2 separate regions of the Homo sapiens genome follow, and region 1 is linked to region 2. Evidence: chromatin contacts called from ENCODE Hi-C or POLR2A ChIA-PET data. All regions are on one chromosome and are shown on one strand. Each heading gives the region's core, a stretch centred on a gene start or an enhancer-like site at or near the end of the contact. The rest is flanking DNA. Distances are from core to core; before and after follow the strand shown.

Region 1 (7,728 bases), core at 1,901-4,400, 240 kb after region 2:
AACAAACCAATTTTAAAACTATAAGATAATTGGGGAGATGTAAACATTTACTAGATATTTAGTATTAAGGAATTGTTAATTTTTTAGGTGTGGTTATGGTATTGTGGTTATGTTTGATAAAGAGAGAGTCCTTATGTTTTAGAAAGACATCCTAAAGCATTTGGGGATAAAATATGATGGCTGGGATTTGCTTCAAATTGGATATTGGGAGCCTGAGGTGGGAGGATTGATTGACACTAGGAGTTCAAGGCCAGCCTGAGCAACATAGTGAGACCTCAAAAATAAAAAAAAAAAACCCACTAAAATAAAAAATAATAATAAATGACTGAATGAAGGGTGGAGTGCATGAAACAAGACTGGCTATGATGTGGTAATGGCTGAAGCTGGGTGAAGGGTACTTGCATGTTGATTATACCTTTTCTCCACATTTGCATGTGTTTGACGTTTTCTATAATAAAAAGTTAGGTTTTGAGGATTCAGATTCAGGCTTGAGACTTTCTGAGGGCTTGGCCATTCTAGGTTCTCTGCCGGGTCCAGACAGAACAAAGCTGACAAACACAAGTCCCTGATAAAGTCTAGTCTTATGGTTCTCACACGGCAGTGAGCATAGAATCACTACGGGTGCTTGCTTAAGAAGATTCCAGGGCTCCACCCCAGAAATGCCAATTGAGTTTGTCTGGAGTGGCTCCCAGAATCTACCTCTTGAAAAAATGTCCACTGCCTTCATCCAGGGATTATGAGGACACGAGGCTGGGATAACGCTGGGGAAAACTCTGTTCTAGTAATTCTTAGTTGGGGCTATGGATGATGTAAGATCAGGTAGGCCTCACCTCACTTGCATTTAGCAGAAGGTGCCTATCAGAAACCACAGCTCTATCAGCCCAAGATCCCTGTCACAGACACAGCAGAAGGTCCCTATCAGAAACCACCTGATCACAGCTGAGCTGCTGCTCATGGAACCCTCACTCACCCCCAGGGAAATGTCAAGGACATGGTTAGCAGGAGACCCCAGCCAGGGTCTGCTGGCCACAGACAGTCATCCCCACCTCTTTCTCCTCTTCTGCTGGCTGGGGGCAGAGCATCCAGAGGATTCCAGGCAGTAGGATAGAAGGAGCCGCAAAGCTAGCAAGAACCTGGGTCCCTGAATGACTGCGTGGATCATCTCCCCACCCAACCCTGCCATCCCACAGATGAAAAACAGACCTTTATTGGTATGAAGGCTTGAGGTTAGGGAATTATGTGTTACAGCAGTTGACCTACCATACTCATCTGCTGTTTGTTGTCACCCCCGCTTCAGTGTGGAATGTAGAACGCATGTCTTTGTTAGAGGTAGGGAGACATTTGGAGGGTGAAAGTCCCGCTCCCAGGGCCACTCTTGGGAAGATGATTCTGGCCTGTGGGACTATACTGGAGGGACACTGTTGGACTGGCTCTTCCAAATACAGGGTGAGGGGAAAGGCAGGCCTTGCTCTAACTAGTCCTCCCCTGCCCTGGGTTCTGAAAAGCCTTGGGAAAGGAAGCAATTGGAAAGCAGATCCTCTTGTGGGAAAATTACTCGCAGCAGCCTAGTGTCTCCTGCCTAAGGGTAGAACACAGGCTGCTGAGCAACCAGCTCCTCCTCTGACAGTGGGGCCAAAGTACCCATACCCTTCCTCCTGGGTCCAGGTGGGCAGGTGAGGGAGGCCAGGGAGGAGAGGATCCCTAGACATCAGCTTCCTGCCTGGGCATGCATGCCAGGCTCTCAGTCCCTGGAGCCAGCTCCCTCACTCAGGCTCTCCAGAGAGTTTAAAGAGAGGGCTGGCTCTGGGGCTATAACCTGCCCAGTATGGGTGGCACCAGCTTAGCTCAGCCTCTGAGGGCTCCTTTTCGATGAAACCTCACAGCATCCAGCCCTTTAACTCATCAGTCTCCATCTTCATCCCACCCCACCCGCTAACTGCAAGTCAGGCAGGCTAGACTGATTCATTACTATAGAATGAAAGGCAGCATGTTATGGGAGAAGGAACCCTGCCACCATCTAGGCGTGTGGCTTCAGGCAAGCTCTGTAAAATGGGGATAACTGTTCTGATCCTGCCCACTGTGTTCTGTAAGTTGGGGGTACTATGCAAATGAAAAAAATAAATAGGATGGACTGGGTGTGGTGGCTCATGCCTGTAATCCCAGCACTTTGGGAGGCCGAGGCAGGCGAATCACCTGAGGTCAGGAGTTCGAGACCAGCCTGGCCAAAATGGTGAAAGCCCGTCTCTACTAAAAATACAAAAATTAGCTGGGGGTGGTGGCGCATGCCTGTAGCCCCAGCTACTCTACTTGATAGGCTGAGGCAGGAGAATTGCTTGAACCCAGGAGGCGGAGGTTGCAGTAAGCCGAGATTGTGCCACTGCACTCCAGCCTGAGTGACAGAGCGAGACTCTGTCTCAAAAAATAAATAAAATAAAATAAAATAAAATAAACATAAATAAAAATAAACAGGATGAGGGGTGTTTGAGAGTTACCAGGTGCTATGGACTGTAAGGGGTGGCTGATTAATGGGATTGAGAGGGAAGCAATTTTGATGGGGGAAGAGTGCAAAGGCGGGGTCTGGAGTCAGCCCAGAGGAGGGGCAGGTAAGAGCAGAGGAGCTCCTGAGTGACTGGAGGCAGGGTGTGTGCTCAGTGGGTAGGAGGAGAGCTTGCAGCCTTGAGACTGCAAGCTCAAGGCAGCAGGGAGTGTTGTCATGGGAAAGTGAGTGTGGCTTCCCAGGACCTGACTTCTCCCTCTGCCCTGGAGAACCAGGCAGCCAAGGGTCCACTTGGCTGGGATGAGCCTTTGGCAGTTGCTCCTGCCTGTCTCCTTTCCAGACAGGTGCAGTCACTCACCTGCGGGCTCTTGGCTGCCCACGCCCTGACCTGGCACCTGTCCTGGCAGGCAGCATGCTGGGCAGGCTCTACCCTTAGAGCCAGGCTCTTTCCGTGAGCTGCTGGCTGGGGCCTCCTGGCTCCCCCATCTGTCTGGGCCTAGACACTGTGCCTGGTGGTTCTTTCTGCTCCTTAAACTCATGTTTGACCACCTGCTGGCCCCAGGACCAATCCCTGGCTTATCCCCAATCCCGCTGCCCTTACAGGGCCCTAATAACAGTGAGCAGGTTAATCACTGTCCCCCTCCCCCAACCAGACAGATCAGAGGTGTCAGAAGCTCAGAGCTGTAAGGAACCTTAACACTTACCTATTCCGTTCTCTTTGTGTACAGAGGAGGAAACTGATACCCTGAGAGGAAAAATGACTCACCCAAAGGAACCCAGCAAATTAATGGCAAAGAGAGGCCTAGAGCCTGGGCCTCCTGACTCCTATTGCAGGGTTCTTTCTACATCCCCAAGCCCTTGGCTTTCTGTCACGGAGTCCCTACCAGCTCCAGGTCCTGTCTCTGCATGGAGACCTGACATGACCCAGGCCAGCCTCCTTGGCTCAGGAGTTCCCTCCAAGCTGCTTGGGATCTGGGGATGTGCAGGGCTCTGGATGAGTTGTCTCAGCCCAAACACCAGGGTTTGCTCAGAGCCCAGCACCACAGCCTTCAACCAGGGCTTTGAAGAGGCCAGGGTGGGGCCAGAGCCGGTCCTGTCGGTGTGTGGGGCCCTTTCCCTCTCCCCAAGGCCCATGAAATTGGCTGTATCTCTTCTCACCCTCCTTTGATGTAGTCAAGGAAGGTGCACTCTGACTCCACAGCAAAGGAAAGCAGGGTGACCTTCAAAACAAAAGGGAGCTTGGTCAGTGGGGAGCCTGGGGTCAGGGGAGATGGGTTATGATTCGAGAGCTGACATTGACAGAACACTCGGCATGTGCCAGTTTTGCATGCATGACTGCATGCACTGCCCACACCACCCCATGAAGTACTATTATTATCCCCACTTTATAGCCAAGGAAACTGAAACCCAAAGAGGTGGTGCAATGTGCCCAAGGACACTGCCAGGGCAGAGAAGGGATCTGAAACCAGGGTGTGTCTGACTTCAGAGCCTGCACTCTTGACCTTGACGGAAGGGTCCCATCTGTGTCAGTGGAACCGGGGTCCAAGCCAAGGGTGTTAGTTTCCTCTAAGTGGGCACTGGCTCTTCAGCCCCAGGGACCTAGGGTGGGGTGTGGAGGACAAGGGGGCCCTCCTGGCACAGGCCTAACAACCTGCCAATGCCGACCAGCTTCAGGCTTCCATGTGCCTAGAGCTATTAGTCCTGAAATGTGCCTCTTTGGACTGTGCTTATCTTAAATCTTACTGGTCCCATCTCATCCCTCTCAGACCCAAGATCCTGCCTCATAAGTAGCCCATCCTTTTCCCCAGAGGTAACTGACTACCCCAGGCCCCCTCCCCCAAGCAGAGGCCTTTTAACCTATGCCCTGGCAAAGTTAGCTTTGGCTTTGCCAAGACAGGCAGCTACCTGGCAGCTCATTATCATAACAATTTAGAATCAAGGAGACAAATGAAAGCCTGGCATCCTAGGCCAATTATATGAGACAAGATTAGGGCAGAGGACCTTTCACCTGTGTAAGAGAACGAACTCCTCTCTGGTAGTTTGGGAGCCCCCTATTCATGAAGATTCAGCTGTTTTTACAGGCTCATTGGGAGGGCCAGGTGAGAGCACCACCCTTACTTGGCAGTAAGACCCCCAGCTATTGTGGTTAAGGTATTAGGCACCTGGATGAACCACAGGCCTCCTTCCAAGTGTGGCAGCTCAGACTTACTAGGAACCACGGCAGTGGCTTCAACCCTGACTGATGACCATGAGATGCCCTGGGGGCTCTTAGATCATCCTGCAGCCCAGACCCATTATAGCCGAGTTTCCGGGGCTACATGAATGTTTCAGAGATCTTCTTTTTTTTTTTTTTTTTTAGCTCTTCACGTAAGTCTAATCTGCAGACACAGTTGACCACTCCCCATTCCAACCCCCAGGATGAAGCAATGCCCTAACTGCCCTGACCATATGGGTTCACCCAGGGGCTCGCAGGGTGAAAGCAGACTTTCCCCTATTCAAAGGGTAGTGTCCCTAGACCAGAGCGTCAGCATCACCTCGATGCCAGGTAGAAATGCAGAAATGCAGATTCTTGGCATTTTCACAAGATCCCCAGGGGATTCTGCACACCATAAGTAAGGGATGAAAAGCACTAAACACAGATTCCTGGGCCTCCTAAAGTGGAATCCCAGGGAACTGGCCTGGGCGTCTGTATTTCAGCAAGCTTTCTGCATCCCGGGTGATTTTTCGCGATGAAGATGGGGAAATGCTGGAGTAAAAGGAAAGTCAAGAGACCTGGGCCTAGGCCCGCTCTGTCTCCAGCTCACTGTGTGACCTGGGACAAATCGCATGCCCTCTCTAGGCCACAGTTTCTTCGTCTCTAAAGTAAGAAGGCTGGATGAGATCAGTGGTTTTTGAACCTTTTTATTCCCAGCTGGGGAAGGTGCTGTCTTCCCTAGGGGAATTTAGGAAGGCGTGGGAGAATTTTGGGGGTTCTCATAATGACTGGGGCTCTACTGGTAGCTATGGGCAGCAGCCAGGGGTGCTAAACATCCTGTGAGATGAAGAATTTTCCTGCCCAAATGCTGACAGCCTCTCCACTAAGAAACACCGCAGCCTTGGACAAAGGAAATATGACTCCAAGCCCCAGTCTGTGAAGCAGTTACAATCAAAGAAGTGGTGTTCAGTCCCCTTTGAATGAGCAGAGTAATTTTACAGTTCACAAGCCTGCATCTCCCATGTGTCTGTCACAGCTGCCCTGTGCAGTGGCAAGGTGGGGATGATTTATTAGTCCTACTTTACAGACGGAGAAAATGAGGCTTCTCAGAGGAACCCCAGAGCTCCTGAAAACCTCTTCTAGGTCTGGAGATACAGTCTGCCTGACTCAAATGACCAGGCTTGGCTGCACTAGCCATGGGCCTCTAGAGTGAGGAAGGAACACAGAGAGGATGAATCTGGGTGTGTTTGCACTGCAGAGAAAGTGGCTTGTTCTAGAAATGCACTGTGAGCTCCACCTCAGGGCCTTTGCATGTGCTGTTCTCTACAGCAGGAATGCTGGAATTCCCTTTCCCCAGTATCCTCAATACTTCCTCCATTGCCTGTCCCTTTACCCTTTATACTTTTTCCATAGCTCTCATAATCAACTGACACACACAGGCATGTGTGTGTGTGTGTGTGTGTTTTTTTTTTTTCTCTGTCTCCTCCCACTAGAATATAAGCACCAGGGATTTGGGTCTGTCTTGTTTCCAGCTGTATCTGATGTGCCTAGAATAGTGCCTGGCACACAGTAGCACTCAGTAAGTATTTGCTGAAGAAGCGTATGAATGTCCTCAAGACCAGCCCCGAGAAGCCACTAGGCCGGCGTGTCATCCCAGGAAGGTCACGGTTAAGCAGGGGCAGCGCCCGTAGCAGCTGCCAGCTCTGGAGTGAGATGTCATGTTGAGTCCCATCTCTACCACTTTCTAGCTGTGTGACCTTGGCTGAGTCACTTTCCTGCTTGCAGCCTTGGTTTCCTCTTTCATGACTAGGGGATGATAATATCTGCCTCTCAGGGCAACAACCTGTGAAAAGCACCAACGTGGGGAATTTCCCAGGGTAGGGGCCCAATAAATACGACTTCTCTTCCTCTTCCTTCCTGCAGGAAGTCCCGTGGATGTCTCTGCGATTCCTCATGCTAGATACAGCCAGCGCCTGTTGTGTGGTCTGCAAGTCAACTCTCTCCCCTGGCTGTTGCTCCATCTGCCCCACCCCTCCCCACCCCATCTCTCTTGGATGTCTGATTCCCACGCTCAGCCCCTGCACACACACAGACGCACGGGCCTCCCTGATACCAGACCTAGCTTGGGGCTCAGAATGTCTACACCCGGCTGCAGAGACCGGGGTGGCTACTCACTGTGCCAGAATTCACGTATTTCTTTTTCTTCATTTTCTTTTTCGGGTTTACCACCTGCAGGAAAAACCAGTTACCAGGTAAGGCATGCTTCCAGGCAGTCAGGGTGAGTCTTGAGGGCTTCCAACCACCCATGGGTGTGGTCCAAGCCCAGCCCCATTAGAGTGTGGGGTGTGAAGACCACGGGGCCAGGGGAGAAGGGTTTAAGGAGGATTTGTGGGAGACTGGTATTGAGTCTGGGTTACACAACTGGGTTCTCCCATCAGACCCAGGGTCCCACGATCAACCGGGAATATTTATTTAACCTTCTCTCCCACTGTTCCCCGGAACACACGCACCCTCCACCCAGTATAGCCAAAGAAGTCTTGATGTTGCAAAGCGGCCCTATCTGTACCTGTCCCTTGTGTTGGTTGAGGCTGCTCCCCTCACCAAAAATGCACCCCCTTCCTCTCTCAGCCAATTCCAATCTCCCCTGTTCCTCCTTTGGGACCCAGCCCAAGGGCTGCCCAGGGCCTCTGAGGCTCCCCTCTCCATCACCATCCCTCTTACTTGGCAGCAAGAACCTCTTTAGCTATTCTTTGAGTGTAAGCTTTAACTTCCAAACCAGACCTGTGTCAGATAAATCATGGGGCTAGGCTCAGAGTAGGTGCTCAGAGAAGGCTTGTTGGTGGCTAACTCAGCGGTCTCAACCAGGGGCGATTTTACCCCCAGGAACGTTTGGTAACATCTGGAGACGGTTTTGGTTTCCACAACTGAGGGGGTGAGTAGAGGCCAGGCATGCTGCTAAACATCCTACAGTACACAAGACAGCCTCCCACGGCAGGGAGTGATGCAGTCCCAAATCCCAGTAGTGCCAAGGCCAAGA
Region 2 (6,764 bases), core at 3,435-5,934:
ACAGACTCCAGCCCGAACTGACAGCTTGGCCCTCAGGCTTCAGGCCATCCCTGGCTTGAAGGTGGGGCTTCGCCAGGGACCCACCCCTTTCCACCCAGGAGCCTCTCTGCCTCTTATAGCCATCAATCATTTTGTCCACAGCACCCAGGCTGTTGGTGCAAAGGGGCATCTACAGACCTGCACCCAGGTGCTCTCCTCCCCTGCTTGGCCTCCCTCTCATGCTTCTTGGCACCCAAAGTCCAGAGGGAGCTGAGGCTGCAGGGGGCTAGTGTGTCAGCACCGCCCCAAGTGTGCGCACACCTGACCAGGTCTCAGTAGAACCCAGGCTCGGCCTCAACTTTGCTCTGAAATTGGAGTGGACACCAGGAGCACAGAGAAGTCAGGCAGCAGGAGCAGGTACTTCCAAGCTCATGGGCTTCTGGGATGCCCAGGTCTGCAGCTGTGGTTGGGCAACTGCAACTGTGCCTGGGAGGGCAGGGCTCCCGCTTGTTCCCAGCTCCTGCCAGCTCCATGGAGCACACAGCCCTGACCGCACCTCCCCCACTGCAGCTGGCATCTTCCCAGCAGAGGCTCCAGACAGGCCACCGCTGCCATTATGACCATGCTGTATTCCAATCATAAATCTCTTAACTTTATAATTTTCATAAAGGAAAACACACACCTTCTATGAGTCAGGCACCTTGATCAATGCTTTGTGTTGTCTCATTTAAAACTCCTAAACCACACATCACAGACTCAGAGCTGTTAAATGGCTTGCCGTTAAAATGGCGGAACCAAAAGCAGAAATCAGCCCATGCTCTTCCTCCCAGACCAGGATTACTTTACCCTGCCATCTTATCTCATCTGGAAAATGAGAGTACAGATATCTTTCTGGCAGGAATGGGCATTAATGCATGTAAGACTCCCAACACAGTATCTGGCATATAACTAGCCCTAAGGAAAAAGTAGGTGTCTTAGGGTGGCAAAATTTTAAGATGGAGAGTTGAAATCAAAAATGTAAGAGGGAATCCTGATGCTCAGAGATCTACCTTGCTCAGGGTTACACAATCAGAAGTGGTGTGGCCAAAATTTGAGCCCAAATGACTTCAATGTCTGTGGTCTTTCCAGAATACCACCTTTCTCAAGGACATCATCAGGCTTAAACATACAAATTTTCCAAAATACAAGGCTACAGGAGCCCTGCTCAGATGGGTCAAATTTTATTATGTTTTGTTTTAAAAGAAATCCAATTAGGTTTGGATGTGTGTATGTACATATGTACACAGCAAGGTAAACTGCCAAACAGGGACAGCTTTGAGCCTATTAAACTCAGTATCTTTTTTTTTTTTCTTCTTTTTCTTTCTGAGACAGAGTCTCGCTCTGTTACCCAGGCTGAAGTGCAGTGGCGCCATCTTGGCTCACTGCAACCTCTGCCTCCCGGGTTCAAGAAATTCTCTGCCTCAGCCACCTGAGTAGCTGGGATTACAGGTGCCCGCCACCACATCTGGCTAATTTTTTTGTGTTTTTAGTAGAGACAGGGTTTTACCACCTTGGCCAGGCTGGTCTTGAACTCCTGACCTCATGATCCACCCACCTCGGCCTCCCAAAAAGCTGGGATTACAGGCGTGAGCCACCACGCCTGGCCTCAGTATCTTTTTTTGCAGATTTGCAAGTAACTTACTCTACAAGCCAAGGAAGTTTATAGTTCTCATGATTACATATCTTACCTGGACAACTCTAAGAAAGGACTAAGAAAAACTGTTTTTGGCTGGGCACAGTGGCTCACGCCTGTAATCCCAACACTTTGGGAGGCCGAGGCAGGTGGATCACCTGAGGTCAGGAGTTCAAGACCAGTCTGGCCAACAGGGTGAAACCCCATCTCTACTAAAAATACAAAAATTAGCTGGACATGGTGGTGCACGCCTGTAATCCCACCTACTTGGGAGGCTGAGGCAGGAGAATTGCTTGAAACTGGGAGGCAGAAGTCACAGTGAGCCAAGATCACATCACTGCACTCCAGCCTGGGTGACAGAGTGAGACTCCACCTCAAAAACAAACAAACAAAAAAAGCAAGAAAGAAAGAAAGTAAAACTTTTTAAAAGCAGTTCCTGGAGCAAATGCTATTCAAGCCTAGCCTTTCAGGGAATTCTATAGCTATTCTGAATATGCAACAGGAACTCAAAACTCCTACATTTTTAGGACTATAATCTATGTGGCTGAACACAAATCAACCTGCTTATGAGAACATTTTGCTACAAGTGTGAGCTAGCATAATATAAAGGGCAAACCTGCACCTAACAGGATCCCCCATTCCTCTTCAGTTAGACCGAATCCTCAAGTTCTTTAATATGGTTGCTGGATCTGAACATAGACTACAGGGGACAAAGAAGCCAGCACTAAGCTACCTGGGGCACCAACCAGGGCATCTGAACTTTGAATCACACAAGGTAGGGCCAGTGCTTTATTAAACATATATCTGACATTAATGACACAGGAAAATATCTAGCATTAATATTTTAATGTTTACACAGAATACAAAGCTATTTACTTTTAGGATGCCAACTTTATATAAATGATTGACACAAACAGAAAGGCATCAAAGTGATTACAACAAAATGGTTATCTTTCAGTGATTAGATTATAGGTAATCTTTCTTCTTTTTTTTTTGAGATGGAGTCTCGCTCTGTTGGCCAGGCTGGAGTGCAGTGGCACGATCTTGGCTCACTGCAACCTCCGCCTCCCAGGTTCAAGCTGATTCTCCTGCCTCAGCCTCCCGAGTAGCTGGGATTACAGGCACGTGCCACCACACCCAGCTAATTTTTTATTTTTAGTAGAAATGGGGTTTCACCATGTTGTCCAAGCTGGTCTCCAACTCTTGACCTCAGGTAATCCACCTGCCTTGGCCTACCAAAGAGCTGGGATTACAGACGTGGGCCACCGCGCCTGGCCAGCGTAATTTTTCTTCTTTAATACTGTCTGTAATGTTCAAATTTTCTACCATGTTTATGCATTATTATTATTATTTTTTAGATGGAGTCTTGCTCTGTCCCCCAGGCTAAAGTGCAGTGGTACGATCTCAGCTCACTGCAACCTCCGCCTCCTGGGTTCAAGTGATTCTCCTGCCTCCACCTCCCAGGTAGCTGGGATTACAGGTGCCCATCACTACACCCAGCTAATTTTTGTATTTTTAGTAGAGACAAGGTTTTATCATGTTGGCCAGGCTGGTCTTGAGCTCCTGACCTCGTGATCCACCCACCTTGGCCTCCCAAAGTGCTGGGATTACAGGTGTGAGCCACTGCGTCTGGCCTTTTTTTTTTTTTTTTGAGAAGGAGTCTCGCTCTGTCACCAGGCTAGAGCACAGTGGCATGATCTCAGCTCACTGCAACCTCCACCTCCCGGGTTCAAGTGATTCTCCTGCCTCAGCCTCTCAAGTAGGTGGGACTACAGGCACACTCCACCACGCCCAGCTGATTTTTGTATTTTTAGTAGAGATGGGGTTTCACCATGTTGGCCAGGATGGTCTCGATCTCCTGACCTCGTGATCCGCCTGCCTCGGCCTCCCAAAGTGCTGGGATTATTACAGGCGTAAGCCACCATGCCCGGCCCCGGCCTTTTTTTTAACCAGGCTCTTCCCATATCCCCGTCTCTGCTACACTCTCTAGCCTTTGATGTCCACTATTCTACTCCACTTCTGCACATTATAATGAAGAAAAAAGCAGGTGGTGGCTCACACTTGTAATCCCAGGACTTTGAGAGGCTGAGGTGGGAGGATCACTTAAACCAGGCAGTTTGAGACCAGCCTGGGCAGCAAAGCGAGACCTCATCTCTACTAAAAATTAAAAAAAAAAAAAAAAAAAAAAAAAGGCCAGGCTTGGTGGCTCACGCCTGTAATCCCAGCACTTTGGGAGGCCAAGGCGGGCAGATCACAAGGTCAGGAGATCGAGACCATCATGGCTAACACCGTGAAACCCCGTCTCTACTAAAAATACAAAAAATTAGCTGGGTGTGGTGGCGGGCGCCTGTAGTCCCAGCTACTCGAGAGGCTGAGGCAGGAGAATGGTGTGAACCCGGGAGGCAGAGCTTGCAGTGAGCCGAGACTGCCCTAGTGCACTCCAGCCTGGGCGACAGAGCGAGACTCCGTCTCAAAAAAAAAAAAAAAAAAAGGTACAGTGGTATGCACCTATAGTCCCAACTACTCAGGAGGCTGAGGCAAGAGGATCCCTTGAACCCAAGAATTAGATTGCAGTGAGCTATAACTGTGCCACTGCACTTCAACCTGGATGACAGAATGAGACCGTCTCAAAAAAAAAAAAACAACTTCAGGTTTTTCAAGGACAGCAAAGCAAAAAAGTCACCAAAAGACTTCAAAGAAGAAAAATACCCTAGAAAATAAATTTACTTTTCACCTTACAAGAAAAATTCAGTCAAGACAACAAGTCTGCTTAACAGAAAACAACATTCTAGAGTTTTAGAGGTGAACGGGATTTTAGGGGTTTCCTAGATCAGTATTTTCACTTTACGGATAAGAACAGTGAGATCCAGGTGGTAAAGAGATTTGCCAAGGGTTATCTAGCAAGTTAGTTGGCAGCACAGGGATTATCTTCTAATTTGCTGTAAGTTTAGGAACTAGGCAACTACGCTTATCTGCATGTCTAAAAATAAAAATAAACAGGCCATTTAAGAGGCTGGGCAGGGGCGTGGTGGTGCATGCCTGTAATCCCAGCTACTTGGGAGGCTGAGGCAATGAGAATCGCTTGAACCCAGGAGGCGGAGGTTGCAGTGAGCTAAGATCGCGCCACTGCACTCCAGCCTGGGCAAACAGGGTGAGACTTCATCTCAAAAAAAAAAAAAAAAAAAAGAGGCTGGGCAGGACTCTTCTTTAAGCAGAGAGCATGATTTGGAACCTGGACTTTGTTACAGGTTCTTGTTGTTACTGCATTTCCTGCTTCTTGGCTGGGTTCCTCATTAACTGATGAGGTTGCCCAACAGAAGGGCTCTAGATAGGTGATGTATTAGTAACACAGTTAATTATATGCTAAGAGAAGGTGACTATCTTTGGCTTTATTACAAAATTGCCCTCTACATCAATTTTGCTCTTATTTTCAAGTTTCCTTTATTTTTAAGAGAAATGTTCAACCAAATTACAGAACCATAGCCTTTCAGAGAAAGGAAGTGACAGCAAACTTACCTGTTTAAAAAAAAAAGGAAAATCATGACAAGGCAGGTCACAGCTCGCCCACTGGGATGACCACAGGGGTGCAGGTGTTAAAGCAGAGGCTGCTCAGATCAGTAAACGTGCATAGTTCATGCCAATGCCCCCCCAATACCTTGCTGTCCAAAAGAAGGTTGTCTGGTTTGATGTCTCTGTGGATGAATCCAAGTTGGTGAATAGAGTCTATGGCTAATACTGTTTCTGCTATATAAAACTGAGTCTCCTCTTCTGTCAGAGTGTCTTTTTTCATCAACAAGGTCATCATGTCCCCTGGAAACAAGAAGATACAAAGCCACCACACACACACACACACACACACACACACACACACACAACATACGAGTGAGTACCAATTTTCAGATATGTCTTCCCTATCTGCCAAAATAAGGCGGCTAAACAGACCTCTTCTGTGTGCCAGAGATAGACCCACATGGCCAACATGGGAAGAAATGGGATTTTCACACCTAAGCTAGCTAAGGTTGACCACTAAGCTGTGATTTCTATTTTACTTTTGAGAGAAAAAGAAAATTTCTCCCACACTTTAAAAAACAACTGTATTTGCTTAGGATAATTTTTTGGACTCGGGGTAAAATGCTACTTTACTTTTCACTTTGCCTGAACAAGTATCTGCAAGCTTTTCTGCATCTGTAACTAAATGGCACTTCCACATACAATCTATGTATTGTTATAGAGAGGCTGAAATGCCAAATAAAAATGTAAACACTCGGGCAGGCTGAAAACAAGCTTTCCAACTTCTATTCACAGAACACAAACAAATAAAAAGGAAGGACTTGGGTAGCAAAGCATTAGTCAACAAAAGCTAAAAATGAACTGAAAATGCTATACACTAGAATGTGCAATAACTGCCTCCTGGAAGAGTACAATGAACACCTCTCAAGGTCAGTGCTTTTTTTTCTCTAGTGCGTTATTATAGGTATTTAAATGGACACTAGTACCCTTTATGTAACTTTTAAAACACAGTATCAGTATTCTAGCAGTTAAAAGGTAACCTCGTTAGTTTTCTGCAAAGTCAAAATTTCATCATTTCTAATACCAGCAACATAAAATGGCAGAAAAAGATTCAGGTCCTAACTCAACAGTGAGAAATGCAAAGAAAATATGTATAAGGAGTTTAAAACTAAGAGAAACAGTAAAGATTCAGTTTAGACCTCACATAAAGTCACTTATGTTAGAAAACAAGGAAAAGAGAAAGAAACCTCTGATTTTAACAGAGCATCATGCTGCTTTTTCAGTTTCATTTCATTTAGAACATTATGTTTTGTATTATTGGAGAAAAGTAGCTATTTTTCCCTCAGGCAAAAATTAAACCATTTATTAAAGTGCTCTTTTTCAGTCCAATACTTAAAAAATATGATTTCCTAATCACTCCTGGCAGCCCTTCAATCTGGAGACCCACCAGACACATGGAGACAGTGCACTTGGGCTGCTACCCCAGTAAGGTAGCTATACGGCCTTAGTTCTGTGGCTCAGGAGAGCAGTCAATGGGGCCTCGCCTGTGCAAGTTTGCCCAGATGATTGGAGAGCTCAGGCCAGATGCTCTATGGCTCTGCAG

What was found. A loop is a pair of places that touch in the nucleus more often than their neighbours do. ChIA-PET counts read pairs that join two places held with the same protein, here RNA polymerase II (POLR2A). Pooled maps may share reads with other maps.
Region 1: a loop to region 2 is called in a pooled map, with 4 times the contacts of the local background. The contact joins two enhancer-like sites. A Hi-C loop is called at or near these places in 1 of 37 single-sample maps with no recorded cell type and 3 of 50 pooled maps. POLR2A ChIA-PET finds 5 or more read pairs at or near these places in 3 of 52 experiments (IMR-90, K562 and OCI-LY7).

The regions. Positions count from the first base shown.
Region 1 is chr6:36,749,379-36,757,106 of GRCh38, forward strand. CPNE5 (copine 5) reads right to left here. Exons shown (of 21, transcript NM_020939.2): 13 at 6,867-6,920; 14 at 3,656-3,717. Among named protein-coding and RNA genes, the nearest start is that of RAB44, 55 kb to the left of the region's middle. RefSeq lists an enhancer at 5,984-7,183. Within about 2 kb of position 3,151, at least 14 of the 41 ENCODE cell types and tissues checked have a DNase peak (open chromatin) inside an H3K27ac peak, as active enhancers do.
Region 2 is chr6:36,510,032-36,516,795 of GRCh38, forward strand. It overlaps STK38 (serine/threonine kinase 38), which reads right to left. Exons shown (of 14, transcript NM_007271.4): 7 at 5,307-5,461. Among named protein-coding and RNA genes, the nearest start is that of STK38, 34 kb to the right of the region's middle. Within about 2 kb of position 4,685, at least 3 of the 41 ENCODE cell types and tissues checked have a DNase peak (open chromatin) inside an H3K27ac peak, as active enhancers do.